Linked DNA regions of Homo sapiens: region 1 is linked to region 2. The links are chromatin loops, found by intact Hi-C in ENCODE. Cell type or tissue: heart right ventricle. All regions are shown on one strand. Each heading gives the region's core, and the rest is flanking DNA. Links, peaks and the distances in the headings are about the cores only.

The links. Hi-C counts contacts between places; a loop is a spot of excess contacts. Peaks named below come from ENCODE experiments on the same cell type or tissue, not always from the same donor. Only the 100,000 strongest peaks of a DNase experiment are listed, where the experiment ranks them.
Region 1: a loop joins it to region 2, with 5 times the contacts of the local background. A loop is called at or near these places in 20 of 110 quality-filtered maps.

Annotation. Positions count from the first base shown.
Region 1 is chr1:149,894,381-149,910,205 of GRCh38, forward strand. It overlaps BOLA1 (bolA family member 1), which reads left to right and starts at 5,188. Exons shown (of 2, transcript NM_016074.5): 1 at 5,188-5,292; 2 at 5,630-6,415. The coding sequence starts at 5,680. The coding sequence ends at 6,093. SV2A (synaptic vesicle glycoprotein 2A) reads right to left here. Exons shown (of 13, transcript NM_014849.5): 6 at 15,421-15,510; 7 at 15,081-15,191; 8 at 14,812-14,900; 9 at 13,662-13,826; 10 at 13,320-13,453; 11 at 12,270-12,476; 12 at 11,500-11,659; 13 at 8,938-10,817. The coding sequence ends at 10,634. It overlaps LOC124904412 (a long non-coding RNA gene), which reads right to left and starts at 5,168. Exons shown (of 2, transcript XR_007066597.1): 1 at 5,098-5,168; 2 at 996-1,341. RefSeq lists enhancers at 5,222-5,281, 15,797-15,825. In heart right ventricle, for the core only: no CTCF peak of the experiment used is centred there; DNase peaks (open chromatin) are centred at 5,201 and 5,551; H3K4me3 peaks cover 1,420 bases; H3K27ac peaks cover 1,299 bases.
Region 2 is chr1:150,042,487-150,058,311 of GRCh38, forward strand. LOC124904413 (a long non-coding RNA gene) reads left to right here. Exons shown (of 3, transcript XR_007066598.1): 2 at 5,580-5,644; 3 at 14,973-15,037. It also overlaps a transcript of OTUD7B not described here and the pseudogene RPL6P31. Among named protein-coding and RNA genes, the nearest start is that of VPS45, 17 kb to the right of the region's middle. In heart right ventricle, for the core only: a CTCF peak has its summit at 8,292; no DNase peak of the experiment used is centred there.

The DNA.
Region 1 (15,825 bases), core at 1,385-9,384, 150 kb before region 2:
CTCCTACCTCTGCCTAACACTGTCACTGGATTTGCAAACTGCAAGGTCCTAACCAAAGCAGGTCCTATAGATGCCATCTTTGTAGCAGCTTTCTAATCAATGTACTTCTCTCTAGCCCATCTCGTGCCTTCACTCAGGTTATCTTTCACCCAGACTACCAACAAAGACTTTTCTACTCCTCTCCCTGCTTCTACTCTTCCCACTCCTCACCAGAGTGGCCTTTCTAATAGACATTCTGATTCTTTTCTCACTGTACACTCTCTCCCCAGGTGATCACATACCACACCCCAGCCCCACCCCCATGATCTCATTTCATCTTCAACAACCCCTAACTAAGAGATGTCTCAAATATACTTCTCACATGCTAAAATTAGTGGGAAAAAACTTAATGAGAATTAGGAAAGTAGATACACTTAGAGTATCTTCCACAATTACAGACAGAAAAGGAATTTTATAGTGGAAAAGCCTGACAGATACCATCTTAATCAAGTGATCAGAACTATCACTAGTAATAACAAAAAGATCACGTGCCCTGGTAAGGTTCACAGAGAAGAATTCAACATTACTTCTGCAGTATTCCAGCCAAAAATGCATGTGCTAAATTTTAATCATAAAGAAACATCAGACAAACCCAGATTGAGGGACATTCTACAAAATAAATGTCTGTAACTTCAAAATTACCAAAGTCATGAAAGACAAAGAAAATCTAGGAAACTATTTCAAGTTAATGGAGAACAAAGAAATATAACAACTGAATGCAACACGTCATCCTAGATTGGATCCTGGACCAGAAGATATTTCTTTTCATTTTATATATATGATAGTAGTGGAACAATTGGCAAATTTTGAATAAGGTCTGTAGATTAGATAATAGTACCGTATCTGTGTTCATTTCTAGAGTCTGACAGTTATATTCCGGCTATGTGAGAAAATTTTTTTTTTTAAGTAAATATACATCAGTCAGGATTCTCCAGGGAAACAGAACGAATGGTAGATATTTTGATAGATAGTTTTATTATAAAAAATTGGCTTTTTGATTATGGAAGCTAATAAATCCCAAGATCCCCAAGATCTTCAGGGTAAGTTGGCAAGCTGGAGACCCAGGAGAACTGATGATATAGTTCCAGTCCAAGTTCAAAGGCCTGAGAACCAATGGTGTAGTTCCAGTCCAAAGGCCGAGTCTAAGACCCAGATGGAGCCAGTGTTTACTTCTGAGTCTGAAGGCTGAGAAAAGCCAATGTCCGGGTCTCAAAGCAGTCAGGCAGAAGGAAGTCTCTCTTACTCCGGAGTGGGTCAGTCTTTTGTTCTAGTCAAGCTTTCAACTGGTTGGATGGGACCCACCTATATTAGGGAGGGCAATTTACTCAGTCTCCAATTCAAATGTTAATCTCATTCAAAATACTCTCACAGAAGCACCCATATTTGGCCAAATATCTGAGCACCAATCCTCTAGAAGTTGGGACATTAACCATCACAGGCCGTGCGTGGTGGCTCACGCCTCTAATCCCAGCACTTTGGGAGGCTGAGGTGGGTGGATCACCTGAGGTCAGGAGTTTGAGACCAGCCTGGCCAACATGGTGAAACCCCCCTCTCCACTAAAAATACAAAAATTAGCCAGGCGCCATTGTCCACGCCTGTAATCCCAGCTACTCAGGAGGCGGAGGCACAAGAATCACTTGAACCCAGGAGACAGAGGTTGCAGTAAGCCAAGATTGCATCACTGCACTCCAGCCTGGGCGACAGAGTGAGACTCCATCTCAAAAAAAAAAAAAAAGTTAACCATCACAGGTAGAGTTTAATAGGCTTTATCTCTGAAACTTAGTCTCAAACAGTCCAGAAAATAATTATATATTTGTAGATAGGTACATACAAATAAAACAAACAGTGAATTGTTAATATTTGGGTAATCTAGGTATCAGGATAAAGGATATACAGGAATTATTTGAACTGTTTTTTTTAACTTTAGATGCACAAACCTTGTAATTATCCTTGACACTTTCCCTCCCACAACCAAGCCATTACCACACCCTGTAGGTTTTACTTTCCTAATATACATCCTGTAGCCACAATTTCTCTCCATTTCCACCACCACCACCACCACCTTGGTCCAAATCATCATCATCTCTCACCTAGACTGCTACAGTAACCTCCCAACTTGTCTCCCTGTTTCCACTCTTGCCTCCTCTACAATCCATTCTCCACCCTGAAGCCAGTGATCTTTGCAGAATACAAACTTAAAGTCAGCTAAATGCAATGCATGATCCTTGATTGGTTTCTGAAAATTAAACATTTATAATGTTTACTTAGACTGTGCTGCTATTACAAAATACCACTGACTGGGTAATTTATAAACAGAAATGTATTTTCTCACAGTTCTGGAGGCTGGGAAGTCCAAGATTACGGCACTGGCAGGTTTGGTATCTAGTGAAGGCCAGTTCCTCATAGATACGCCATCGAGGTGACCTTACATGGCAGAAGGGACAGAAGGGGCCAACTTACCCCCTCAAGCTCTTTCAAAAGGCGTTAGTCCATTCTTGAGGGTGGAGCCCTCATAGCCTTATTACCTCCTAAAGGCCCCACCACTTAATACCAACACCATGGATTAATTTTCAACATGAATTCTGGAGGAGACATATTCAAACTATAGTAGACACCAATGAGACAGTTGGGGAAATCTGAATATCAACTGTATGTGATTATAGTATTGTATGAATGTTAAATGTCTTGGATGTGGTAATGGTATTGTGGATATGTATGAAAATGTCCTTGTTCTTAGGAGATACACATTGAAAGTACATAGCAATTAAGTGTAAAGAATTTTGTGGGGCCAGGCGCAGTGGCTCACGCCTATAATCCCAGCATTTTGGGAGGCCGAGGCGGACTGATGACCTGAGTCAAGACCAGCCTGACCAACATGGAGAAACCCCGTCTCCACTAAAAACACAAAATTAGCCAGAGTGGTGGCGCACGCCTGTAATCCCAGCTACATGGGAGGCTGAGGCAAGCAAATCGCTTGAACCCAGGAGGCGGAGGTTGCTGTGAGCCAAGATCGCACCATTGCACTCCAGCCTAGGCAACAAGAGCGAAACTCCATCTCAAAAAAAAAAAAAAGAATTTTGTGGCTGGGTGCAGTGGCTCACGCCTGTAATCCCATCACTTTGGGAGGCTGAGGCAGGCAGATCACTTGAGGTCAGGAGTTCCAGAGCAGGAGGATCACTTGAGGTCAGGAGTTCCAGACCAGCCTGGCCAACATGGTGAAACCCCATCTCTACTAGAAATGCAAAAAAATTTAGCCAGGTATGGTGGCACCAGCCTGTAGTCCCAGCTACTCAGGAGGCTGAGGCAGGAGAATCACTTGAACCCAGAAGGTGGAGGTTGCAGTGGGCCAAGATGGCGCCACTGCACTCCAGTCTGGGCAACAGAGTGAGACTCTGTTTAAAAAAAAAAAAAAAAAGAATTTTGGGCCAGGCGCAGTGGCTCACGCCTGTAATCCCTGTAATCCTGGGTGGCCGAGGAGGGTGGATCACCTGAGGTTGGGAGTTCCAGACCAGCCTGATCAACATGGAGAAACCCCGTCTCTACTAAAAATACAAAATTAGCCGGGCATGTTGGCACATGCCTGTAATCCCAGCTAATCAGGAGGCTGAGGCAGGAGACTTGCTTGAACCCAGGAGGCAGAGGTTGCAGTGAGCCAAGATCACGCCATTGCACTCCAGCCTGGGCAAGAAGAGCAAAACTCCATCTCAAAAAAAAATAAATAAATAAGATTTCTGCACCTAACTCAAGTGATTCAGCAGAAATAATTATTATTATTTCATTATTATTATACACACATACATTAAAAGAGATACAAAGCCAAGTCTGGCAAAATCTTATCAGTGAACCTAGGTGAAGAGTGGATAAATGGGTTGCTCATTGTATTAATCTTGCAAATTTTCTGGAAGTTTTAATTTTTTTTAAAGGCTAGGGAAAACAGTGTATGTCATAGTTTAAATTTCTTGAGTGTGATAAGGTTATTGTGGTTATGTATGAGAATATCTTTGTTCTTAGGAGATACATATTGGAGTAGTTAGGGGTGAAATGTCATGCTATCTGCAACTTACTTTCAAATGGTTCATCCAAAAAAGCATATAAATATATTTTAAAGTATATGTAAAGTACTTAAATATATGAGTATATATGTACAAGTATAAAATAAATATAAATGCAAAAAATGGTGGGTCAAGTGAAAGGTAGAGGGTGTTGCTTTGAACTATTCAACTTTTCTGTGGCTTTGACATTTTTCAAAATGAGAAGTTGGGGAAAAACATTTAGAAATATGTAAATATATTAAGGATACAAAATAAAATTTAAATAATTTTACAAGTTAAGAATCATCCTGGAAAAATTACATCCTGTTACATCCCTGCTTAAAACCTCAGTAGCTTCCCACTACTTCTAGGATAAAGACAAAATTGCCTAACAAGGGCTACAAGGCCTGGGGTGGTCTGGCCCGTTCCTCTCCTCCTGGTACCCTACTCATCACCATCAGCTGCCCCCTAGGCTCCAACCACACATAACCACACCCTAACTACACCAGAAGGAAAGACTCCCTCAAAATTCTCTCTCCTCCTGTCCTTTACACATGCAGCTACCAAAGCCAAAACCTCACTATGAGGGACTGAGAAATGGATTCTCATGTTGTTTCTGCTGAACTGTTTCCCTAAATCTCGGAAATATTCTCTGCCCGCCTCCCATTCCACCTCTCCAACCCCGGCCAAGTCTGGGTAACTTGCCTCCTTAGCATCCTGTGTTTATCTCATCGTAGCACCTAGTACCCAGTATTGCAATTGTCCGCTCACTTGTTAGTCTTCAGTGCTCTGTTGTCTCCTTGAAAACAGGGCCTGACTTGACTCCCCAGTCCCCAGCACTAGTCTGGGGCACAGTAATTATGTATTCAATCAGACTTCCATTTTCTTGCATATAAAATAAAGGAGTTGGGCTGGATGATCTACAAGATCTATTGGCAGTAAAATAGATCTAATAATCCCAATCCCAACTGCGCGTGAATTCCCTTTTTCTTTGCATTGCTGGGTTCAGACTTTCTGACCACCTTACCAGTGGGGAGAATCCGAGACTACAGTTCCCATGAGCCCTCAGGGCACCACGTGGTGCCTGCCCGTGCTACCAACGCGCAGCGAGGACTCCATTTCCCAGCGTGCCTCAGGAAGGGCGCCAGGACTGCATTTTGCTCCGGAGCGTCCAGAGTCCTGGCCCTGAGCGGGAATCGCAGTGGCCGAGGCTGAGCGGCAGGTAGAAGGGGCGTCTCCGGGGCTTCACAGGGAACACAGGGGCTTCGGCCCAACCACAAGTACGCAGTTGCACATGCCCTACTTTTGCCCATTCTTTGCAAATCCCCTAAGGAACGAACGCGCCTCGCGTGCGGGCCTTTCTAATCTTCGCTTGTCCCTTCACTTCCACAGCTGGAGGTCGAATTCACCACGTCACGTAGAGAAAAGGGGCGGTGTCTCGGGTCTCCCCGTGTGGCATCAAGGCGGGCTCCCTATAGGAGCTGGTGTGGACGTCCGGGCGTGGGGTTAGGGCGGATGCGGGGATCGCGGGGCGGGTGTTGACATTGTGCTCTCACCAGGCGGATCGCCCCGACCCTCACTCCTGGCGTCTGAGTCTCTGGCGTAGCCCATGCTGAGTGGGCGGCTGGTCCTGGGTCTGGTCTCCATGGCTGGCCGCGTTTGTTTGTGCCAGGGCAGCGCGGGATCCGGGGCCATCGGTCCGGTGGAGGCCGCCATTCGCACGAAGTTGGAGGAGGCCCTGAGCCCCGAGGTGCTAGAGCTTCGCAACGAGAGCGGTGGCCACGCGGTCCCGCCTGGCAGTGAGACTCACTTCCGCGTGGCTGTGGTGAGCTCTCGTTTCGAGGGACTGAGCCCCCTACAACGACACCGGCTGGTCCACGCAGCGCTGGCCGAGGAGCTGGGAGGTCCGGTCCATGCGCTGGCCATCCAGGCACGGACCCCCGCCCAGTGGAGAGAGAACTCTCAGCTGGACACTAGCCCCCCATGCCTGGGTGGGAACAAGAAAACTCTAGGAACCCCCTGAACCCCAAGAGAGGGAGGACCAGGATCCGAATGGGCTGGGTGAGCACGAATTACCGAGGCCTTCCCTTTGATACAGTCCAGGATTTGTAAGGGATGAAGACCCCTGGGCCCCATTCTGTTGGGGTCCATACATACTCTCCGAAGATAGCAACTTGCTTCAGGTCAAAGTGAACCCGAGAAAAGAGAAGAATCACTCACTACTGCTCTTGCCCTGGACTATTCAGGAAGGGCAGCCCGGATGTTCCATGTTAAATCGTGACAGAATTGCACCAGACCTGATGAGTTGGAAACAATCCTATACATTAAAAGAAATTACACTATGAGGCTGTGTTCTTAATGGACTGCTGAATCAGTGCCACAGGTGTTCTTGGGAGAAGAAAGATACTTGTAGACTAGTCGGGAAGGGCTTTATGAGGGAAGTGATCTAGTTGGATCTTTAAAGGAAAGCACAAAATTAACCAGAAAGGAGAGGATAGGTGCTGCAGGCAGGGAGAAGAACCTGAGCAAAGACATAGACGCTGGACTGAGAAGTGAGTTAATGGACAAGACAGGGGATATAGGCAGGGACACATTTGAATTTCATCTTGAGGGGGGGAATGTTTGGCTTTTTTACAGCCTGTTCATTTCCAAAAAGTAGTATTTGTATTTGTTTAAAAGAAAAATGTTTTTAAAAACCACTAAAGCAGTGAAAAGAGGATAAGAACTAAGAAAATGATTACAGATGATGAAGAAACCTTTATATAGCCTTTTTTTTCTTTTCTTTTCTTTTCTTTTTTTTTTTTGAGATGGAGTTTCGCTCTTGTTGCCCAGGCTGCAGTGCAATGGCACGATCTCGGCTCACTGCCATCTCCGCCTCCTGGGTTCAAGCGATTCTTCTGCCTCAGCCTCCCCAGTAGCTGGGATTACAGGCATGCACCACCACACCCAGCTATTTTTTTGTATTTTTAGTAGAGATGGGGTTTCACCATGTTGACCAGGATGGTCTCAAACTCCTGACCTCAGGTGATCCTCCTGCCTCAGCCTCCCAAAATGCTGGGATTACAGGCGTGAGCCACTACCCGTAGCGTTTTTGTTTTTGTTTTTGTTTTTGAGATGGAGTCTCACTTTGTTGCCCAAGCTGGAGTGCAGTGTCGCGATCTCAGCTCACTGCAGCCTCCCTCCGCCTCCCAGGTTCAAGCAATTCTCCTGCCTCAGCCTCCCAAGTAGCTGGGACTAGAGGCTTGTGCCACCACACCCAGCTAATTTTTTGTATTTTATAGAGACAGGGTTTCACCATGTTGCCCAGGCTGGTCTTAGACTCCTGAGCTCAGGCACTCCGCCCACCTCAGCCTCCCAAGGTGCTAGGATTATAGGCGTAAGCCACCATGCCCCGCAATGTAGCCCTTTTTGAGCATTACAGATATTGTCATATTTCTGAGGGGAGCTCGAGTAATGTCTATAGAAGCAACTTTCCAATAATCTCAATGTGGAAATTATTAGAGAAAAAAACTTGGTTAACATATATCTTTTTTTTTTTTTTTTTTTTTTTTTTTGTGAGACGGAGTTTTGCTCTTGTTGACCAGACTGGAGTGCAATGGCCCAATCTCAGCTCACTACAACCTTCGCCTCCCAGGTTCAAGCGATTCTCCTGTCTCAGCCTCCCGAGTAGCTGGGATTACAGGTGCCTGCCACCATGCCCGGCTAATTTTTGTATTTTTAGTGGAGACGAGGTTTCATCATATTGGTCAGGCTGGTCTCAAACTCCTGACCTCAAGCAATCTGCCTGCATCGACCTCCCAAATTGCTGGGATTACATGCGTGAGCCACCACGCCCGGCCCGGTTAACATATATCTTGACCATTTCTAGCTAAAGAATTTAAGGTGCATGTGGTTGGGCAGTAGGGAGTCATTGACAAATTTTGAGTACAGACATGCCAGAGAGCATCTGGGGGCAGATGGATCTGGCAGTGATGTGTAAGTGAGTTGGCATGGGAGACTGGAGGAACAGAGATCAATCCAGAGTGAGGGTAGAACCCTGACTTACAAGTCATCTGTGGGAATGGAAAGGAAGGAGTTTATTTGAGAGCTACCATAAAATCAGAAAATGGTTTGATTGGAACAGAAATGGACTAGAGTGAGAGGGGAGTCAATGGTAACCCCAAGGCAGTGGTTTTCAGATTTTCTCAGGTAAGAACTCCCATGAGATTGTTTAAAATGAAGCTTCTGGCTGGGTGTGGTGGCTCACACCTGTAATCCCAGCAGTTTGGGAGGCCGTGGCGGGCGGATCGCCTGAGGTCAGGAGTTCGAGACCAGCTTGGGCAGCATGGTGAAACCCCATCTCTACTAAAAATACAAAAATTAGTTGGGTGTGGTGGCAGGCACCTGTAATCCCAGCCTCTTAGGAAGCTGAGGCAGGAGAATCGCTTGAACCCGGGAGGCGGAGGTTGCAGTGAGCCAAGATCACGCCACTGCACTCCAGCCTGGGCAACAAAGCGAGACTCTGTCTCAAAAAAAAAAAAAAACGTAGATTCAAGGTCCCTATCCTTCCAAACCAAGAAAAAAAAAAAGGGTTCTGATTCAACAAGTCAAGAGTGGAGTCTGGGGTCTATATTTTTAAAAAGCATACCAGAAGATTTAGAGGAAAGTTGGTTCTATTCTTATGAAACATTACTCCCAAAGTTTTCAAATCTGGGAGACTTAGAGGGCCCTCCATCTGTAGGGGAAAGATCAAGGTAGAGAGGCCAATTTAGGAAGTAAATCTGGTACACCATGTTATTCTGACCTTCAGTCCATCTCACCATTTTACCCTCCAAGGCTGTTAGGAGAATTGGATGTAGGTGGAGAGTCACAGAAGCAGGTATAGCCATTTTGTATTTTGAGGATTTGTTTCCGTTTTATTTTTCGTCAATATTTTTCACTGCATTTTTCACATCAACAGAGTTGGGTTTAGGGTTCCCCAGGAGAGCAAGGGAGATGGATGGGTCCCTCCCAGGGGTGCGAGGAAGAGGGCTACGTCCAGCATGTGGGGAGTGAGGGACAAGGGCACAGGGCACACACTCATACACTGGGCACTGGAGAAGGCAGTCTTTTGAGCACAGACACCAAAGAGTTAAACAGTCACCACCTGGTACAGTGTTACAAAATGGGGAGAGTGACCACAGGGTTGGGGCACTGGACGCAGCATGACGAAGGTGAATTTTGATTTTCTTTTTTGTTATTTTCACTTTTTTCCTTTTAACATTTTTTTAAACATTTTACAAACATCTAAAAACTACAACACGTCACAGCTACAGTGGGGTGAGGGGAGGGCACCAAAGAAAGCAGCCACACAGAGTAGGGTGGGATGGGGCAGCCTAACCTACAGAGGCTATTGTGTGGAAGGGTAAAATGGGGAAACTGAGGCTTCTAGTCCCTGCATTAGGGGTCCCTCACTCACTGCCCAACCTCTCCCCACTCAGAGGAGCTGCCAGGAGGGCCCCTGCTTCCTGCCTCTGCCCCAGCTCTTTGTGCTTTTTGATCTGCTGGTTTGACCAGATGCCTGGTTTCTTTCCCTCCCCTGCTCCCCTCCCTGTGAGGGGACAGGTAGGGAGCATGGGAGGGCAGCTGTGCTATTCCCGCCTGTGCTGTAGTGGGTGGAGCCTCTCACTCCAGAGGAGGCCTCTGCTTCTTGAGGAGGGAAGGAGATGGGCCTTGTCGGATGCCCTCAGATCTCCCTAGACTGTGGGACTCTTATCCCAGGCTGGCCTAGGGCTCCTCCATCCCAGGCTCAACACAGAAACCAGATTAGGGGAGGAACTGTGGGAGGCAGGGTTGTGTGTGCATCCGCTGAAATTACCCTTGGCTTATATTTGAGGACAGTATAGTGATACCCCCCGCCCCATGGCACATGCACACACATATGTAAGTATACATACACATTCACACACAGTCCTGCGGAGCTGCCTCAGAACTTAATCTATTAATAAATAAGAATCAGAAAGCTAATTTCATAAAATTCAGGCTTCATATTTGCAGCCCAAATTGAGAGGAAAGTGGAGGCCAGAGGGCTGAGGTTTATTGCTTCTCCCCCAGCATCCAACAGGAGATGTGAGAGGGCACCCGAGGCCCACTCTTCAGACTCTAAGAAGTTCTTTTGGTCCATGGTCTACACCAGAGCCCCAGCCCCTAGCATAATTGCATACCTGTGGTTTCACCAGGGCCTAGGCAGAGGGAATGATGGGGAAGGCAGGAAGCCTATTCTGGAACCCCTGGAACAGGGAAGCAAGGGCCCCTCTCTAACAGGGGGAGAAGGATGGGGCTCAGCCTTCTCTTGTGCAAAGTCAAGGGCAGTGGGAAATGGGGAGTACAGCTTCATCTCAAAACTGGGATGAAGGAGCCTTCCCTGTAGTCCCTGCCCACGGGGTTTACACACATGCACACGCACACGCACACACAGCTAAGACACCAAACACGGGGAGTGGGGAGTGAGGGCTCTGGAGGTCAGGATGGCAGGGCAGGGAGGGGAAGGAAGGAGTTGTTGGTCTCACAGTGTGCCTGCCAATCCCAAAGCCCTAGAGACCCCTTCACTGCAGCACCTGCCCCCGGGTCTCAGGCAGCTTCAGGGCCAGAGAGCTGCCAAGGGCAAGGGCAGCTGAGGCAAAGAGGATGGGTGCAGCCTTGGTGATTCCCACGAAGGATGTGAAGATGCTGATCCCCAGCACAGCTGCCAGCTTACACAGGGCATTCAGGAAGCCAAAAGCTGTGGTCCTGCTCAGGAGTCCCCCAGTGCAGCACGGCGCAAGGTACAGGAGGGAGGCAAAGGAAGAGTGGAGGGCAGGGAAGTGAAGTCCAGGAAGATGCAGGCAGTGTCCAAGAGGGAGAGAGAAGGTTGGAGAGATCAGAGAGGTAAAGGATGTACACCAGGAATGTAAATAAATTGAGAGACAAAGGGAAAGGAGACCAAAAATTGAGGTTAACAGTTAAGACTTTGAGGAGTAGATACAAAAGCTACCAGATTTTTTTTTCCTTTTTTTTTTTTTTTGAGACGGAGTCTTGCTCTGTTGCCCAGGCTGGAGTGCAGTGGTGCGATCTCGGCTCACTGAAAGCTCCACCTCCCGGGTTCAAGCAATTCTCCTGCCTTAGCCTCCTGAGTAGCTGCGATTACAGGCACCCAGCTAACTTTTTGTATTTTTAGTACAGACAGGGTTTCACCATGTTGGCCAGGCTGGTCTCAAACTCCTGACCTCAGGTGATCTGCCTGCCTCGGCCTCCCAAAGCACTGGGATTACAGGCATGAGTCACCGTGCCCGGCCAAAGCTACCAGATTTTAGAGGAGAAAATGGAAATGTATATCCTCTCACCCCTAAGGATGCTCTTCCCATTCAGCCCTCCTTCCTCACCCCACCCCTCCCCTGAATCCACTGCCCTGCCTCCAACACATTCCAACTACCTCTTGTCTGAGGGGTAGAGTTCAACAGTCAACACGTCCAGCGCATTCCAGGATGCAATGCTGACCCCGCCAAAAAGGCAGAGCAGAGCGATCATGGCCGACTCACTGTTCCCAAAAGACAGGAAGAAGCAGGAGACACAGGACATCACGCTGGAGCCAGCTGGAGCCAGGAGAGGAGAGAGCAACATGAGCCTGGCCACAGTGAAACCCACCCACAGCCCACCCTGTCCCATCAGCTGGCTTTCAGATAGCCCAGGATGAGACTTGTTCCGAAGGTATCCAACCAAGGTATCCAAAAGGAAGGCTTTTCACTCCTCCTCAACCTCCCTTATAATTGTTTATTAATAATATCAGTAACCATCATTTATTCAATGCCAGCCATGGGCCAAGGCAATTGATGCTTTACATGCATTGATCTAGCACATCAACCCTATGACACAGGTACTATTATCACCTCCATTTTGCAGAGGAAACAACCAGGCTCATAGAGGTAATTTGCCAGAGGCCAGAGGCAGGTGGTGGAGCTGAGATTCAAAACCCATAACCTCAAAGCCTGTGCCCTAACCACTTGCAATTCTGCTTACCTCCTTTACCCCCAGAGAAGCTTCTGTGCCAGTCCCCACCCCATCCTGCAGCACCCCCTAAACAGAAAACATGAGAGAGGAACTCTCTGACCAATCTCTTCCACAGCCCAAGGTGAGAAGCCTGTTGACTGCCTCCCGCAGCCCCTGGCCCCTACTATCAGATCTGACTCAGCCTCTCCCCCTTACCAAGCATTCTGAGCCTGCCGATCTTGTCCATGAGCAGGGCAGACACGATATTCCCAGGAAGCACTGCCAGTGTCCCCAGGAAGCTCACAAAGTATACCATGTAGGCACCTTCGCCCGTCCCTGTCACGTCTAGCGGGCAGCCCTCCTTGTTGTGCAGGAATGTACTGTTTATCAGACGGCTGTTCACAAACTTGTACTCGAACAGGTCTGTGGGCAAAGGCCAAGATAAGCAGGCAGTCATAGCAGATGGGAGAGGGAGGCTGTTACGGCTTATGGCTCAGGGCTCTGCATGTATGAAAGTTAGTAGGAGGGGCTCTCAAAATTATTCACAGTGCTAATCACAAAACATCAAATAACATCACCATGGGAACTAGGGATCTTTAGAGCAGAAAATGACCATCATCTGTCCAACAGTGTGACTTTGTCCAAGTTCTCCCATTAATAGTCTTAGCTGCTTATTCATTCTTTCTGTCCGTGCTAGCTGACTATAAGCAGTAGCGATGCCGTGGACTTAGGAAATTTTTCTGAGAAAAACATTTAAAATAATAAAAAGTCCTATCCATTGTTGTTTTCCTGCAACATGGAAAAAGCTCGCCCAGTATGAGGTGGGAAATTTCAGTCTAGCTCACAAAACCAGCATTTCGTGTGCATATACTGAAGTTTGAGAATCACTATTAAAAAGGAGTGGATTCATGCAATGATCCGCACCAAATACCCCTTTTATTGATTGTTTTTCTTTTTCCCAAGAATGCTATTTTGGATGATTTTTACCTTCTTCAAAAGTGCATTAATTTTACCTCACTGAGTTATAATTTCAGCCAAAGGCAAATAAACTTGATGTTTTTGTCAGATATTCTATTACAGGAAAATGTCCAACATCCATTAGATTTTCAGAATTATTGGTGGTAGCTATCAGGCCCCTCTGCCACCTTCCCACAGGGGTCCAGGGATCTCAGCTTGAGAACCCTAAGATAGTGAATGAAAAAGGTTCCTTCTCATCAAGGTCCACCCAACCCTTTGGTCTGACACCCACCAGCCACCCCGCCTTACCAGTGTTATAGAACACAGTGTTGATGAATGTGCAGTTGCGGAAAAACGTGTTGCTGGATGTGACATCCTCAAAATAACACTCTTCAAACAGGGAATCCTCAAAGGACACTGACTTGAGCCGCAGCCCAATGAACCTGTAAGGCCAGGATGGTGAAAGACACTCCCCCGTCATCCTCATGCCCCCTCCAAGACTCACTCTTTAGCGAAGTAATGGGAAGCTGGGCATTGAGAAGAAACCACAAGTGTTTGCCCCCCAAATGTCTTGTCTTGAACCCCTAGACTCATAAAAGAGACGAGGTAGAAGGAACAGGGAAGAAGTGAAGTTTAAAAGTCCCCACATACTTGTCATTGAAGTACTGCCCGCCTCGGTGGATCTGATTCTCCAACGTGAAGTTAAAAGTTACATGCTCTACGCGCTCCCCGGGGAACACTTTGGTGCGGGATGCGTAGTCCACTGCCTGGAGATGGCGGATCATGTCAGGAAACCAGACGGTCAGGCCATAGTAGCTGAAGAGTCAAGGACAATGGAAACAGACAACAGGGCTTCAGACAAGGCTCAGAGATTAGAATCAGGCAGAGGAGAAAACGGAAATGTGTATCATCTCAGAACAAGGGAGAAATGGAGTCAACCTCTGTTAGGACCTTGCTCCTCTCCAGCCTCACCAGCTTCTCCCTGCTCCTCCCTTCAACAGTTGCTGCGCTCCTGGGGGACTTCAGGGTCTCGCACAGCAGCCACTATACTTTTTCTTACCTCCCAAGCATTTGCTTTTCCCTCTGCCAAAAACACTCTTCTCCACCCCAGCCACCCCCACTCCACCTGTCTGACTCCCATTCACCTTTGAGGACTTAGGTCCCCACCCCAGCCCAAGCCCCAAGTGCTCCCACTGCCCTTCCCCCACCCTTCTCTCATCACCCTGCTTCATAGCAAGTTTCGTCTCACTTCTTTTTTTTCTTTTGAGACGGAGTCTCGCTCTGTCACCCAGGCTGGAGTGCAGTGGCGCGATCTCGACTCACTGCAACCTCTGCCTCCCGGATTCACACCATTCTCCTGCCTCAGCCTCCAGAGTAGCTGGGACTACAGGCGCCCACCACCATGCCCGGCTAATTTTTTGTATGTTAGTAGAGACGGGGTTTCACCGTAGCCAGGATGGTCTCGATCTCCTAACCTCATGATCCGCCCGCCTCGTCCTCCCAAAGTGCTGGGATTACGAGCCTCATCGTCCTGCTTCTTAACCAAAACATAAACTCCAGGAGGACCTTGGACCACATCTGTTTCATCCCAGCACAGAATAGAAACTGAATCCTGGTCAGCCTACAGTACAAGTTTGTTGAGTGAACTAGCGAAGTAGAGGAGCTGGCTGCAGGATCAGAGGGGGTCTGCATGGCACCTTCCCTCATCGCTTGTCCCCTGCATCTCCATTCTCCCCACCTCTCTCCCAGCCCACACACCACCACAACCACCACACATCACCCAGCCCACCCATCTCCTCACCTGAATGACATGGTGAACCACACACCCATCATCATCAGAGTGATGCGCCGATATTCGGGACCAAAACAGGAGAGAAAATTCCCCCAAACCTACAGGGGACCAGACAAAGTCAGACCTTGACTATACTAAGTTCTAGCACCCATAGATCCCCACTTTTCTGCCCTCCCACCTCCCTTCAGCTCACCCATCACCCACACACATAGACTTCAGTCCTGCCTTCTTCTCCACTTCCCCCACTCCCTTCTATCTACCACCCCGTCCACCATTACCTGCCCCCCTAGGCTCAAGGCCCGGACCCCCCAGCGCTGGTACCAGGTCCCTGTGTCCGACTGGATCTCAATCAATTCATCCTCCTGATGAATCGTCTTAATGTGGGTTACCTGGGGTCAAGAGAAGGGGTGGGCAGTCACACACTCTGTGTTTCCCAACATCGGCCAGGCGCCTCAGTTTCCCCTGCATTAGCAAAATGGGAGGCAGGAGGTGGATATGATACCCTGAAAATCTCCTTACGGTAGAGTGTGGTCTGAGGTGGGGGGTACTCAGAGAGGGGCCAGGTAGGGGCTGGGGCTGCAGGGCGTGGAGGTCTGAGTCGGGAGGGCTGTGGCTTACTGAGAACACTCGCTCAGGATGTCCTTTGGCTCGCATGTTGGTATCATGGACCTGCTTCAGCACCATCCAGGCCTCATCATGCTTTCCATTCTAGAGCCAAAGACACAATCCCCACATCCAAGTCAGCCCCTACCTGACCCAGAGTTATAGACCCCCTCCCTCCCACCTGGCTTCTGTAGTCACAGGACACTAAATGGTTCCCAGCCCTCAACCCCACCACCAAGCCCTGACCTATGGGCATGCACTCACCACTCTGAAAGAGCCCCAAGCTGAGGTATAGCAAGACAATCAGACTTGGGCAAGAGCTGCGGGTTGGGGGTGGGGAGTGTTGTCCAGGGGAAAAAGGCAAGCACAGGTCTTGGGAATTCCATAGTACAGAGGAATGTAAAAACCAAAGGTAAGGGA
Region 2 (15,825 bases), core at 4,652-12,651:
TTACCTTACAAGCAGATAGTTACCTTTTTAGTTACCTGTTGGCACTATACATATTTTTTTCCTCCCACTCCTCCCTTTACACTCATTTCCACCCAGAGAACTAGTCCTCCACTTTAGGGCTGAGACTCCCAAGACTGGCCCCATCCACTGGGCTAATGAGCAGCATGCCCTCATTTCACCCTGCTCCTTCTTGTAAGAGTCATTTTACACATTTGTCTTTCCCACTTAGCTGAGGCCCTAAGGTAAGGAATTTAGAGATCTTTCCCACCACTAAGGCCCTAAGGTAAGGAATTCAGAATGTATCTCTGAATACATTCAGAAATGTAAGAAACTCAGTTTTAAAGCAGAAAAATTATATATCACTATGTCTATATAGTAGTTATAGCCAATGTCCCTAAACAGAAAATTGTCCAATGGTGCAAAGGAATTAGTAAGAATATCTATAATTTCTAGATCCACATTTCAAATCTCATATTAAAATAGATAACATTATTTGTTTTTAAACTAAATTCTTCATATAAAATACATTCAGAAATGTATTCAGAGATACATTTCCAACAATGATTCTCAAAGCAAAGTCCAGAGACCTTTGCACCAGCATCGCCAGTGGTACTATTATAAGTATATATACTGAGCCCCATCTCAGATCTATTAAGTCAGAATCTCTAGGGGGAGGGCTCAGGAATCTCCATTTTTAACAAGCACCCTCAAGATGAGTTTATTCTAGCACGCTGAAGTTTGACAACTATTTCTCTAAGTGATACCCTGATAAGCTTCAGTTAAGTACAGAGCAGATCAACTAGGTAAAAAGGTGTTAGGACCCGTGTCATATAAAGAATTTTAAAGGAACGTAGGATATTTAGTACTAAAAACAAACATAAAAAAGAATTGGTTGGCAGAACATGAGAGATGCCACTTATGTGAAAAATACTTTAGATTTATTCCATACAGTTTTTGGAGGGTAAGTTCAAAGGGTAGAAATTAGAAGGAGATAGATTTCCGCTTTAATGTAAGGAAAAGATTGCCAACAATTTGAGCTCTTCAAAAATGGAATAGACTTATTGTGAATTCGTGAGTTCACCCCTATTTGGACATAGTCAAGCAGATGATGAATGACTTTATGCCAGAGATGTTGAAGAGGGACTTTTACATCAAACTAGTTGATCACTACATTCCCTTGCAACTCAGGATTCTTAAGATTCTCTAATTTTAGGAATATGAGTTCAATATGGGTTATAATTATTATAACATTTTTCAGGTGATACTAGAAGCCCATTTCCTCATAGTCAAGGATGTAGACACATTTAGTGATTTCACACAATGTATATAAAAACAAGCCTGAGGCTAGGCACTATGGTTCACGCCTGTAATCCCAGCACTTTGAGAGGTTGAGGCTAAAGGATTACAAGATTACTTGAGCCCAGGAGTTCAAGACCAGCCTAGGCAACATAGAGAGACTCCTCCCCTACAAATTTTAAAAAATTATTCAGGCATGATGGCACGTGCCTGTAGTCCCAGCTACTCAGGAAGCTGAGGTAGGAGGACCTCTTGAACCCAGGAGGTCAAAGCTGCAGTAAGCCATGATAGGGTCACTACACTCCAGCCTGGGCAAGACCCTATCTCAAAAAAATAATAAAATAAAATAAAATAAAAACTGGTCTGAGTAAATAAAATCTCACCCAATTATATTTTTTTCAAATTTAAGAGTTTTTAAAGGTTTATTTTATTTTTTATTTTTTGAGATGGAGTCTTGCTCCATAGCCCAGGCTGGAGTGCAGTGGCATGATCTTGGCTCACTGCAACCTTCGCCTCCCAGGCTCAAGTGGTCCTCCTGCCTCAGCCTCCCAAGTAGCTGGGATTATAGGTGCACTCCACAATGCCTGGCTAATTTTTGTATTTTTAGTAGAGATGGGATTTCACCATGTTGGCCAGGCTGGTCTCGAACTCCTGACTTCAAGTGACCCACCCGCCTCAACCTCCCAAAGTGTTGGGATTACAGGCATGAGCCACCTGTTATATTACAGGCATGAGCCCACCACCTGGGGTGGTGGTGCACACCTGTAGTCCCAGCTACTTGGGAGGCTGAGGTAGGAGAATCGCTTGAACCCAGGAGGCAGAGGGTGCAGTGAGCCGAGATCACACCACTGCACTCTAGCCTGGGCAACAGAGCAAGATTCTGTCTCAAAAAATAATAATAATGATAATAATAATAATAAATAAAAATAAAGTTCAAGGATATGTAGCAAAGAAAATCACTTACAACAACCCAACATTATAGTCTGTCTATAAAATAAACACATCTACTCCTTCCAACTTCATAAGGGTGAAAAATAAGAGTTTAAAATATGAAGCAGAAACAAGATGTATTAGTTACCTGTGAAAATAGCTCTCTGATTGTGTGCCTTTAAATTGGCAGGGGAAAAAAAGAAACTCAGTTTTAAAACAGAAAACTTATATATCACTATGTCTATATACTTGTTATAGCCAACGTCCCTAAACAGAAAATTGTTCAGTGGTGCAAGGGAATTAGTAATAATACCAATAATTATTAGATTCAGATTTCAAATCCCATATGAAAATAAACAATATTATTTGTTCTTAAACTAAATTTTTTTTTTTTTTTGAGATGGAATCTTGCTCTGTCACCCAGGCTAGAGTGCAGTGGCATGATCTCACCTCACTACAACCCCCGCCTTCCAGGTTCAAGCGATTGTCATGCCTCAGCCTCCCAAGTAGCTGAGATTACAGGTGTGTGCCACCGTGACCGGCTAATTTTTTTGTATTTTTAGTAGAAATAGGGTTTCACCATGTTGGCCACGCTGGTCTCGAACTCCTGACCTCTAGTGATCTGTCCAACTCAGCTTCCCAAAATGCTGAGATTACAGGTGTGAGCCACCGTGTCCAGCCAGAAAACCTTTGTGGAGGTGCTGGGGATTGACCCAGGGCCTCATGCATGCTAAGCGTGCGCCCTACCACTGATCTACACCCCCTTTAATTCTTAACATCAGAAATATTATTCAACAGACACATATCAGAGTTGAGGGAAATTATTGGAAAATTGAGACCAAAAAAAGCATACAGAAAGTTAATTTATTTTCTAGACAGAACTCTGCTAGTATTAGAATCAAATACTTTTAATTAGATAGTAATTTACTTGCTTTCTTGTAACTTATGGCCATCTTCTCTAGTCTGTTTGTTACAGTCCTACACATATTAAATAGCAAAAACAAACTAATTATATATTTTGCATGATCAGTATGTTACAACATTAAGATCAGACTAATAATACAAGTCACCTACTCCATTGCCAATTTTTATACTCCCTGCAATCTTACAGCACATCCTCATATGAACAAAAAGCCTTTATATTTATCTTACAGAGGATATAAACATCAATTTATAAAAAAGAGACACAAGCCTTATATAGTTAAAAGTAATATAATTAACATGATTACAAAAACATTTCTAATAAAGCAGAGGAAATAATTATATTGCTTGTAGTTCTAGTAAGAGTTTATTGAACCATTAAAAATAATTTCAAAACAATAAAATACAAAGGCAAATATCCAAATAGTTTTGTATGGATCTAGCATTCACTTTTCCTTGATCCAACCTAGTTTTAATTCCTATGGCCTACAGGATGGCTTAGATAAGGAAGAAGCTAAAAATTGGCTGTTACAGAGTTGCAGTTGTGTGGCATATGGGTGATCTACGTAACTGAAGTTGAAGGGAGAAATGCAATCTTCCCCCAAAACCTGCTTTTCCTTCAGTCCACTGTCACAATCCTGAGTCCAGCTACTCTCTCAACATCTCCATCTCCCTGGCTAAAACCTCCCATCTCTCATCTGGGTTGTTGTAAAGCCTCCTAACTAACCTCACTTCTTTTGCCTTTGCCTGCTATGATTAATTCCCAACCCAGTAGCCAGACTGATCCTCTCCTCAAAGCTCTCCAGTGGCATTTTTTTTTTTTTTTTTTTTTGAGACAGAGTCTTGCTCTGTCACCCAGGCTGGAGTACAGTGGGGCGATCTCGGCTCACTGCAACCTCCACCTCCCGGGTTCAAGTGATTCTCCTTCCTCAGCCTCCTGAGTTGCTGGGACTACAGGCGCATGCAACCACACCTGGCTAATTTTTTTTTTTTTTTTAGTAGAGACGGGGTTCCACCATGTTGGCCAGGATGGTCTCAATCTCCTAACCTCGTGATCCACCCGCCTCGTCCTCCCAAAGTGCTGGGATTATAGGCGTTAGCCACCACGTCTGGCCTCCAGTGGCATCCTTATTCAAAATAAAAGTAAATATCCTAGGGTGGGCATGGTGGCTCACGCCTGTAATCCCAGCACTTTGGGAGGCTGAGGCGGGCAGATCACTTGAGGTCAGGAGTCCAAGACCAGCCTGGCTAACATGGCGAAACCCCATCTCTACTAAAAATACAAAAATTAATTGGACATGGTGGCAGGTGCCTGTAATCCCAGCTACTGGGGAGGCTAAGGCAGGAGCATTGCTTGAACCCGGGAGGCGGAGATTGCAGTGAGCCAAGATCATGCCACTGCACTCTAGCCTGGGCGACAGAGCACAGCTCTGTCTTGGAAAAAAAACAAAGTCAATATCCTCACAACTAGGTCCTACACCAACTATTCCCCATTTTCCATCTTCCGCTGTCAATCACTCAGCTACCCTGGCTGCTTTGCTGTCTTATGAACAGCCCACTCCCACCTCAGGGATTTAGCAATTGCTCTTTCCTTTATCCAAAAAACTTTCATCTGGATTACATGTATCTTATTCCTTTAACATCCTTCAGGTTTTTGCTCAATGTTCATTTTTCAGCAAATGATTCCCTAACCACCACATTTATAACTGCAAACCTTATGCATCTCAACACTCCCCCCAACCTCCTTCTTTAAACTTGTTTTTGCTCTATAGAACTTACTACCACATGATTACTATATATTATGCTTATTTTGTGTACTGTCTGATTGTCCTCACTAGATTGTAAGAGAGATTAGGGATTTTTGTCTGTTTTTTTCAATCCCATATTTCCATGGCTAGCACCTAATAGGTATTCAACAAATGCTTGTTGAATATATGAACATCCTCTATAAATCCTCTAGTAACCAGTGTCAAGAACTACATGCCTATGTAGGTGACCCAAACACTTCCTCTAAGAACTGTATAGAAAAATAATTTCAGGCCAGGCGTGGTGGCTTATGCCTATAATCCCAGCACTTTGGGAAGCCGAGGCGGGTGGATCACGAGGTCAAGAGATCAAGACCATCCTGGCCAACATGGTGAAACCACATCTCTACTAAAAATACAAAAATTAGCTGGGCATGGTGGTGCGTCCCTGTAGTCCCAGCTACTCGGGAGGCTGAGGCAGGAAAATCGCTTGAATCTGGGAGGCAGAGGTTGTAGTAAGACAAGATCGCGCTCCAGCGTGCACTCCAGCCTGGCGACAGAGCGAGACTACGTTTAAAAAAAAAAATTCATTTAATTTAAACATCTTAATTAAAAATAGGGAGCATTCAATTAAACATTCACATAATAACTACACAATTATTCTCTTTACTTCTTTCCTACTTTAAGCCTTGATGCCATCACTACTTCCAGAAAAAAAAATAGTTCCTAAATATCCCACAGAAGAAAACAAGGTAATGTTAATATAAATACTCTGCCCCTACATTTATGCAGTCTTCCCTCATATTTTTGATAAATTCCACACCCTTCCACCAGAAGTTAAAGAAAGGAGACGTATCCTCCCACTTTCGGAAATGCTTTAACCAAAATTAAAGAGAGAATGAACAAGCTATCCGTAGGAACCCATTCATCGATAGAAAGGAAAAACATTTCCTAAGAAATGTCAGAGACAAATGACTCTGGATCTAACACCATTTGGGGGGTTTCATACCATTGCTAACACAGAGACATAATATTATTAGATTTATATTAATAAGGCTGAGTGTAGTGGCTCATACCTGTAATCCCAGAACTTTGGGAGGCCAAGGCAGGAGGATATCCTGCTTGAGGACAGGAGTTCAAGACCAGCGTGGGCAAAATAGTGAGACCCGATCTCTACACAAAATAAATAAATAAAATTAGCACAGTGAAAGGATTGCTTGAGCCCAAGAGTTCAAGGCTGCAGTGAACTATGATTGTACCACTGCACACCAGCCTGGGGAAGAGAGTAAGACCTTGACTCTTAAAAAAAAAAATTGTATTAATACACTACTTCCAGAAATTAAACAAGACATACACAGTATGTGGATATAAACAAAGAAAATGATTTCCATGTACAAAACATAAAACTCATAGATTAATAACTCAAGTTTCCTAGTCTATTTTCTTATTTTGTTTCATTAAAAAAAAAATTTGAGACGGAGTCTCACCCTGTCACCCAGGCTGGAGTTCAGTGGCATGATCTCAGCTCACGGCAACCTCTGCCTCACTGGTTCAAGCAATTCTCCTGCCTCCGCCTCCTGAGTGGCTAGGATTACAGGCGCCCGCCACCACACTCGGCTAATTTTTGTATTTTTTTTTCAGTAGAGATGAGGTTTCACCATGTTGGCCAGGCTGGTCTCGAACTCCTGACCTCAAGTGATCCGTCTGCCTCAGCCTCCCAAAGTGCTGGGATTACAGGTGTGAGCCACCATGCCCCGTCTACTTAGAGGTCTAGTAAACTTAAATCAGTTCTGAAGCTTTTCCAGACAGTAGTAGTAAAATACACTATAAATCAGATTACCTGGTTCTCAATTCAATGTTCTTTTCATTCTGTCATGCTGCTCTCTAAATTTGAGTGTTCTCTTGACCAGGAATTAAATTATTCTCTATATCTGAGTTGAAACTACTATATCACCAGGAAATAAAAAAGTCTAACTTCCCAATATTATTCCTAAATTAAATCGTGGTTAGTCAGGATGTTGCTATATACTTTTAATAATAACTGAAAATTGAAGCAGAAAAAACCCCAATTCACTATGACTTGTATATTTTGTGCCATGAACAGAGGAAATTGTCATTTACAGTATAATTTTCTGGGCATAGGCATGGATTCCGGTGTTCACATCCCCAAGTTCAAATCTCAGTTTTGTCACTTATTAGGGGACATTATCTTAATGTCTCTAAGCTTTTATTTTCCTTCTCTCTCTCTCTCTTTCTTTTTTTTTTTTTTTTTTTGAGACAGGCTGATTACAGGCTCGACCTCCTGGGCTCAAGCAATCCCCCTGCCTCAGCCTCCCGAGTAGCTAGGACCACAGGTGCAAACCACCACGCAATTAATTTCTGTATTTTTTATAGAGATGGGTTTTACCATGTGCTCAGGCTGGTCTTGAACTACTGGGCTCCGCCTTGGCTTCCCAAAGTGCTGGAATGACACAAATGAACCACCGTGCCCAGCCCTATTTTCTCATTTTTAAAAAAGAAAGGTTATTGTTTCAAAATATGTTGTACATGAGGCCAGGTGTAATGGCTCATTCCTGTCATCCCAACACTTTGGGAGGCTGAGGCAGGAAGGTAGCATGAGCCCAGGAATTCAAGACCAGCCTAGGCAGAACAGTGAGACCCCCATCTGTACAAAACTTTTAAAAAAATTCTCCAGGCATGGTGTTACGTGCCAGTAGAGGCTGGAGGGTCACTTGAACCAGGGAGGTCAAGGCTGCAGTGAGCCATGATTGCGCCACTGTACTCTAGCCTGGGCAATCCAGGGAGACCCTGTCTCAAAAAAAAAAGCATGCTTTACATGATAAATATTACAATTTTTGCCAATTAAAAATAAATATTTATCTCTCATATCCCAGGAAATCAAGTAAAAATAAATAAAAGAAATAAATGAATAAAATTTAAACAATAAAAAGAAGATAGCACTACTACTTATGTCTTTGAGTTGTGAGAAAAATGCACAGAAAGTACTTAGCACATGGCCTAACACATATATATATTCATAGTGACAGATACACTACTGTCAATTGCAGTCAGACATGAATGGAAATCATAATCAGATTCTCACCTTTCAAACTTTAGATGTGACTTCATAGTAATTCAACAAATCTTCCAAGTCCAGAACACCTGTTGATTTGAATCTTACAGCAATTACTTTTATCTAGTCTTTAAGAAATGAAAAAATAATGTAACAGCAAACTCATGCAGTGACTCAATAAATTTAAAGCCATAAACAGGCTAAATCCAACACTAAACAAGCATTTTGCAATCTATTTTAGCCAAAACAATGCATTTTCCCTCATTCACATAACAATTACTCAGTATGCCAGCTCCCAGTGTTACAGAGCCTGTTCTTGGTGATTCAAGGGCGCCCTCTGTCTGAGTGCTGAAAAAATCCAAACCCAAATTTAAAACTATGTAAAAACATGCTTTCAAGTAAATTCTTAATAAACAGTTCTATGAAATTGATCCTGTCTTTAATCACTGCTGGCAGATAGTCCTTAAAAAAAAAAAAGAAAAGAAAGAAAAAAACGGCTGGGTGCGGTGGCTCACGCCTGTAATTCCAGCACTTTGGGAGGCCAAGGCAGGTGGATCACCTGAAGTTAGGAATTCAAGACCAGTCTGGCTAACATGGTGAAACCCTGTCTCTACTAAAAATACAAAAATTAGCCAGGCGTGGTGGCAGGAGCCTGTAATCCCAGCTACTCGGGTGGCTGAGGCAGGAGAATCGCTTGAACCCAGGAAGCAGAGGTTGCAGTGAACCGAGATTGCGCCATTGCACTCCAACCTGGGCAACGAGAGCTAGACTTCGCCTCAAAAAAAAAAAAAAAAAAAACCACCAACAAATGTCATGTCATTTGTTACAAGAGCACAAGAAATTCATGTCTACATCTCTGTAATTTACCTGGAAATTTGGAAATTCCATGATATTTTTCTCAAAATTTATTCCATATTATTCAATGAAATTATTGACATGAGTCACCTAGATAAGTTTATTGCTCTCTTTTTTTGTCCTGTCCATGTAAAACTCTGTACTTTATTTAACATGTCATTGTTAATAAATGACATGTTATTTATTATTATTATTATGTCTAGTTTCTAAAACAAGACACATAAAAAGGATGTGTACAAAAATATATAGTGAAATGCCCACTAAAAAGTAGGTTTCTTTCCATCTGCTTCCACTTTAAGGAAGTTATTCAACTTCTCTGAACCTCAGTTTATCTGGAATATAAAAATAATATCCACCTTAAAGGAAAGTTGCAAAGGTTAATTCAGATATCTGTAAAGGTCTCAGCACATAGTAAAAGCTTAATGAAAGGTGGTTGTTATTATTTACTACTATTATTAAGAGAATAATCTTAAATAATAGTGTCCTACATTAAAGACATTTTATTTGCTTCAAATGGAAAGATATGTAAATAAAAAAGTTTATGATTTACTTTTACAATATTAAACAGTCTTTCTAGTTAAGAAAAACAGTGATCTTGATTAAATGCTTGACAGATCAGGAATGAGCCATTTCTAAAAGATTATTTCAATATAAAAATATTATGCTCTCTTCATGTTAAAAACTCTCAATAAACTATGCATTAAAGGAACATACCTCAAAATAATGAGTCATCTATGACAAACCCACAGCCAATATCATACTGAATGGGCAAAAGCTGGAAGCATTCCCCTTGAAAACTGGCACAGGACAAGGATGCCCTCTCTCACCACTCCTATTCAACATAGTATTGGAAGTCCTGGCCAGAGCAATAAGGCAAGAGAAAGCAATAAACGGCATCTGAATAGCAAGAGAGGAAGTCAAACTATTTCTGTTTGCAGACGACATGATTCCATATTTAGAAAACCCCATAGTCTTGGCTCAAAAGCTCCTTCAGCTGATAACTTCAGCAAAGTCGCAGGATGTAAAATAAATGTACAAAAAACACTAGCACTCCTATACACCAACAACAGTCAAGCTGAGAGCCAAATCAGAAAGGCACTCTCATTCACAATTGTCACTAAAAAAATAAAATACCTAGCAATACAGCTAACCAGGGAGGTGAAAGATCTCTACAATGAGAATTACAAAATACTGTGCAAAGAAATCAGAGAAGCCACAAACAAATGGAAAAACATCCCATGCTCATGGATAGGAAGAACCAATGTCATTAAAATGGTCATATTGCCCAAAGCAATTTACAGATAAAATGTTATTCCTATCAAACTACCAATAACATTCTTCACAGAATTAGGAAAAACTATTTTAAAATTCATATGGAACTAAAAAAGAGCCCAAATAGCAAAGCCAAAAAGAACAAACCTGGAGGCATCACATTACCTGACTTCAAACTATACTACAGTGGCCAAAACAGCATGGTACTGGTAAAACAAACAAACAAACAAACGAAAACAAAAAACAAAAAAAAAAACAGGCACATAGACCAATGAAACAGAATGCAGAGTCCAAAAATAAGGCCACACACCTATGACCATCTGAACTTCAACAAAGCTGACAAAAACAAGCAATAGAGAAAAGACTCCCTAGTCAATACATGGTGCTGGGATAACTGGCTAACCATATGCAGAAGATTGAAACTGGACTCCTTCTTTACACCATATACAAAAATCAACTCAAGATGGAATAAATACTTAAATATAAAACCCAAAACTATAAAAACCCTGGAAGACAACCTAGGCAATACTATCCTGGACTTAGGAACAGGTGAAGATTTCATGACAAAGATGCTAAAAGCAATCGCAAAAAATTGACAAATGGGATCTAATTAAACTTAAGAGTTTTTGCACAGCAAAATAAACTATCAACAGAGTAAACAGACAATCTACAGAATGGGAGAAAATATTTTCAAACTATGCATCTGACAAAGGTCTAATATCCAGCATCTATAAGGAACTTAAACGAATTTACAAGAGAAAAACAACTACCCCATTAAAAAGTGGGCAAAGGACATGAACACTTTTCTTTCCCTTTTTTTTTCTTTTTTTTTTTTGAGACTGAGTTTCCCTCTTGTCACCCAGGCTGTAGTGCAGTGGCACACTCTCGGCTCACCGCAACTTCTGCCTCTTGGGTTCAATCGATTCTCCTGTCTCAGCCTCCCAAGTAGCCGAGATTACAGGCATGTGCCACCATGCCTGGCTAATTTTGCATTTTTAGTAGAGACGAGGTTTCTCCATGTTGGTCAGGCTGGTCTCGAACTCCCGACCTCAAGTGATTCACCCACCTCAGCCTCCCAAAGTGCTTGGATTACAGGCATGAGCCACCACGCACGGCTGAACAGACACTTTCCAAAAGAAGGCATATATGCAGCCAACGGACATATGAAAAAAAGCTCAATATCACCGATCATTAGAGAAATGCAAATCAAAACCACAATGAGATACCATCTCACACCAGTCAGAATGGCCATTATTAAAAAGTCAGCTCTTTTCCATCTTACAAGATGGAGGGTGAACAAGTTGAGAAGCCAGATACTAAAGAGAAGAAACCTGAAGTCAAGAAGGCTGATGCTGGTGGCAAGGTGAAAAAGGGTAACCTCAAGGCTAAGAAGCCCAAGAACAGGAAGCCCCATTGCAGTCAAAATCCTGTCATTGTCAGAGGGATTGGCAGATATTCTCCATCTGCTATGTATTCCAGAAAGGCCACGTGCAAGAGGAAGTACTCAGCTGTGAAATCCAAGGTTGAAAAGCAAAAGGAGAAGTTTCCTGCAACTATTACAAAACCAGCTGGTGGTGGCAAGAACGGTGGTACGCAGGTGGTTAAACTTTGCAAAATGCCTACATATTATCTTACTGAAGATGTGCTTTCAAAGCTGTTGAGCCAAGGAAAAAAACCCTTCAGTCAGCACATGAGAAAACTGTGAGCCAGGATCACTCCCAAGACCATTCTGATCATCCTCACTGAAAGCCACAGGGGCAAGAGGGTGATTTTCCTGAAGCAGCTGGCTAGTGGCTGGTTACTTGTGACTGGACCTCTGGTCCTCAATCAAGTTCCTCTACAAAGAACACACCAGAAATCTGTCATTGCCACCTCAGCCAAAATTGATATCAGCAATGTAAAAATCCCAAAACATCTTACTGATACTTACTTCAAGAAGAAGCTGCAGGCAGGGCATGGTGACTCATGTCTGTAATCCCAGCACTTTGGGAGGCCAAAGCAGGCAAATCACTTGAGGTCAGGAGTTCAAGACCAGCACGGCCAACATGGTGAAATCCTGTCTCTACTAAAAATACAAAAATTAGCCGGGTGTGGTGGCATGGGCCTGTAATCCCAGCTACTTGGGAGGCTGAGGCAGGAGAATCTCTTGAACTCAGGAGGCAGAGGTTGCAGTGAGCCCAGAGCGTGCCACTGCGCTTCAGCCTGGGTGACAAGAGGGAAACTCAGTCTCAAAAAAAAAAAAAAAAAAAAAGACGCTGCAGAAGCCCAGACACCAGGAACGTGACATGTTCCATATAGAAAGAGAAATACGAGATTACAGAGCAGCACAAGATTGATCAAAAAGCTGTGGACTCACAGATTTTAACCAAAATCAAAGCTATTCCTCAGCTCCAGGGCTACCTCTGATCTGTGTTTGCCCCGACAAATGGAATTTATCCTTACAAATTGGTGTTCTAAATTTCCTTTTTTTTTTTTTTGAGACGGAGTCTTGCTCTGTCACCCAGGCTGGGGTGCAGTGGCCTGATCTCGGCTCACTGCAAGCTCCGCCCCTCAGGTTCACGCCATTCTCCTGCCTCAGTCTTCCGAGTAGCTGGGACTACAGGCGCCCACCACCACGCCCGGCTAATTTTTTGTATTTTTTAGTAGAGACGGGGTTTCACCGTGTTAGTCAAGATAGTCTCGATCTCCTGACCTCGTGATCCACCCGCCTGGGTCTCCCAAAGTGCTGGGATTACAGGCGTGAGCCACTGCGCCCGGCCTGGTGTTCTAAATTTCTTAAGAAGAATCTAATTAAATAACTGATAACAAAAAAAAATAACAGATGCTGATGAGATTGCAGAGAAAAGGGAACACTTCTGCACTGTTGGTGGAGTGTAAATTAGTTCAACCATTGTGGAAAGCAGTATGGTGATTCCTCATAGAGCTAAAAGCAGAACTACCATTCGACCCAGCAATCCCATTATTGGGTATATACCCAGAGGAATTCTACCCTAAAGACACATGCACACGAATGTTCATTGCAGCACTGCGCACAATAGCAAAGACATGGAATCAAACTAAATGCCCATCAATGACAGATTGGATAAAGAAAATGTACGTATACACCATGGAATACTATGCAGCCATAAAAAAGAACAAGATCATGTCTTTTGCAGGTACATGGATGGAGCTGGAGGCTATTATCCTTAGCAAACTAATGCAGGAACAGAAAGCCAAATACTGCATGTTCTCACTTATAAGCAGAAGCTAAATGATGAGAACTAATGAACACAAAGAAGGAAACAACAGACACTGGGGCCCACTTGAGGGTGGAGGGTGGGAGAAGGGAGAGGAGCAGGAAAAGTAACTATTGGGTACTAGGTTTAGTACCCAGGTGGCTAAATAATCTGTACAACAAACCCCTGTGACATGGGTTTATCTATATAACAAACCTGCACATGTACCCCCGAACCTAAAATAAAAGTTTAAATAAATAAATAAATAAGAAAAAACTATTATACTCAAGACTCCTTTACCACCAATGAAATTTAAGGAGTTACAGGAATATGAATTTTCTAGTACTTACTTCATATGGCTTGCCTGTTCTCTTAAAACATCATCTAAGATGTTAAAAATAATTCAGTCACATTTATGGTCATCTACATATCTAACACCAAGAGCAGCCCCAAAACAGAATAATGATAATAAAAGGGATCTTAGCAATTAATCTAGTTTGATCTTTTTTAAGGAATAAAACTTATTCTGTATCTCCTTAACATTATAAGTTATTCTAAAATTCATCTCATGAATTGCAATAATTCTGGGAGGAGGCAAGCACATGATAAATATTTTTATATTCCATTTGTTGATGAGGAAACTTATAAACAGTAAAACTAAGCACAGTATAAAATACTTGTTATGAAAAATTAATTATAGCTAGGCTAAAGACTACTTGTATTATCTCAATTCTCACATCAATCTGAGGTAGGCGTTATTTTCTCCATTTACAAATGAGGAAACTGTGACACAGAGAAGTTACATAACTTGCCAAGTTATGCAGCTAGTACACACAGAATCAAATCCAGGCTCACTGATTCCAGAGCCTACACTCTTAACCTCTATATTATATTTTTCCTAATACCTAAAAAGAACAATTTTCTTAAATATCCATGAGTCTATAACTGACACAAATAAATGACTGAATAAATAAATAAATGGGGGAAGACAGGACAGGTCTTCTTTACAGAAAATTCCAATACATACACAAGGAATGAAGAAAATAATCACCATTAGATAAACACCAATTGTTGCAGGCAAGAACCATCAATGGATTACAGCTAAAATTAGGAGGTGAAAGTATGATGAGAAACAGAATATTTTCATAGCTTCAACACATCTCTCCATATGACATATGTTAATTACAAGGAGAAAAATAGTAATTTTACAGTGGAGAAAGCCTGCAGACACCAGGTAAACCAAGTGATCAAAGTTAATATCACCAATGATAAGATATATCAACATTATGTATGCCATGATATTGAGAAGGCTACATCACTTTTTTGATATTTCTGCCAAAAATGCACAATCTCAATCTAATAATGAGAAAACATTAGATAAACCCATATTGACGGATATTCTACGAAACAACTGACCAGTGTGCTTAGAAAGAGTAATTTAGTTAATAGTATTTTACCAATGATAATTTCCCAGTTTTGGTCTTTGTACTATGGTTATGTAAGAAGTTAATATTGAAGGAAGTTTGGTAAAGAGTATAAGGGAACTCTCTATTTTTGCAACTTTTCTGTAAGTTTTAAATTTCAAAATAAGAAGTTGAAAAAGTAACAATTTTCTTAAAATCTATAATCCAAACCTTATTAATTTATCTTCCTCTTTATTCTCAGAGAGGCCAAATTGGTAAGTTCTCCCATGAGTTGACTAGTGTCACTGGCAGAGGAGCTAAGAATAGTTCTCCATGGGTCAACTGTCTTCTCCATATACTACATGCTTCTGTAAGGAGATTGGATGATGACGATACACAATAATCTTGTATTTGTAAGTAGTAAGAACAACTATTTTAAAATGAAAGGATTCAGTCTTTTCTCTTAGAGGTGTTCATTAGTTTTTAATCATGAAATAAAATTATTGCCCATGATTCTGAGGTTCTGTGTCTTGATACTCTAAAACATTATATACAGTGAAACAGCATTCTGTTAGGATTTGTCCAATAAAGTACTTTTCATTATCATAATGTTTTAAACATGTAGACTCAGTAATCCTTACTCTAAGAATGTAGAGATATGACTGTGCTAAGGCAATAAGTATGAATAAACAGAAATGTATAGCTAGCTAACATCACAGCTTAACTCAAAAGGTCTGAACCAAGCCTAAAGCAGAAAAGTATGACAAGTGAAAGCACTGCCCAAATGCCCTTGGAGCATAATTATGAGCCCATTTTAAGGGGCAAATACTAATAGAATTGGATGAAGGATTGTGGGACAGAAGATTTAGGGGTAAAGAATAGTATTAAAGCTCAACGGAAAGAGAACAAAAACTACTCAATCTCCTTGTATTCGCTCAGCCCCCAATAATCTTGACCCTCTACTGCTTTGCTACTCAAAATGTGGTCCATGGAACGCCAGCACCAACATCATCTGGAGCTAGTTAAAAACAAAGGATATAGGCTGGTGCCTTTAATCCCAGCACTTTGGGAGACCAAGGCGGGGCCAATCACTTGAGTCCAGGAGTTCGAGATCA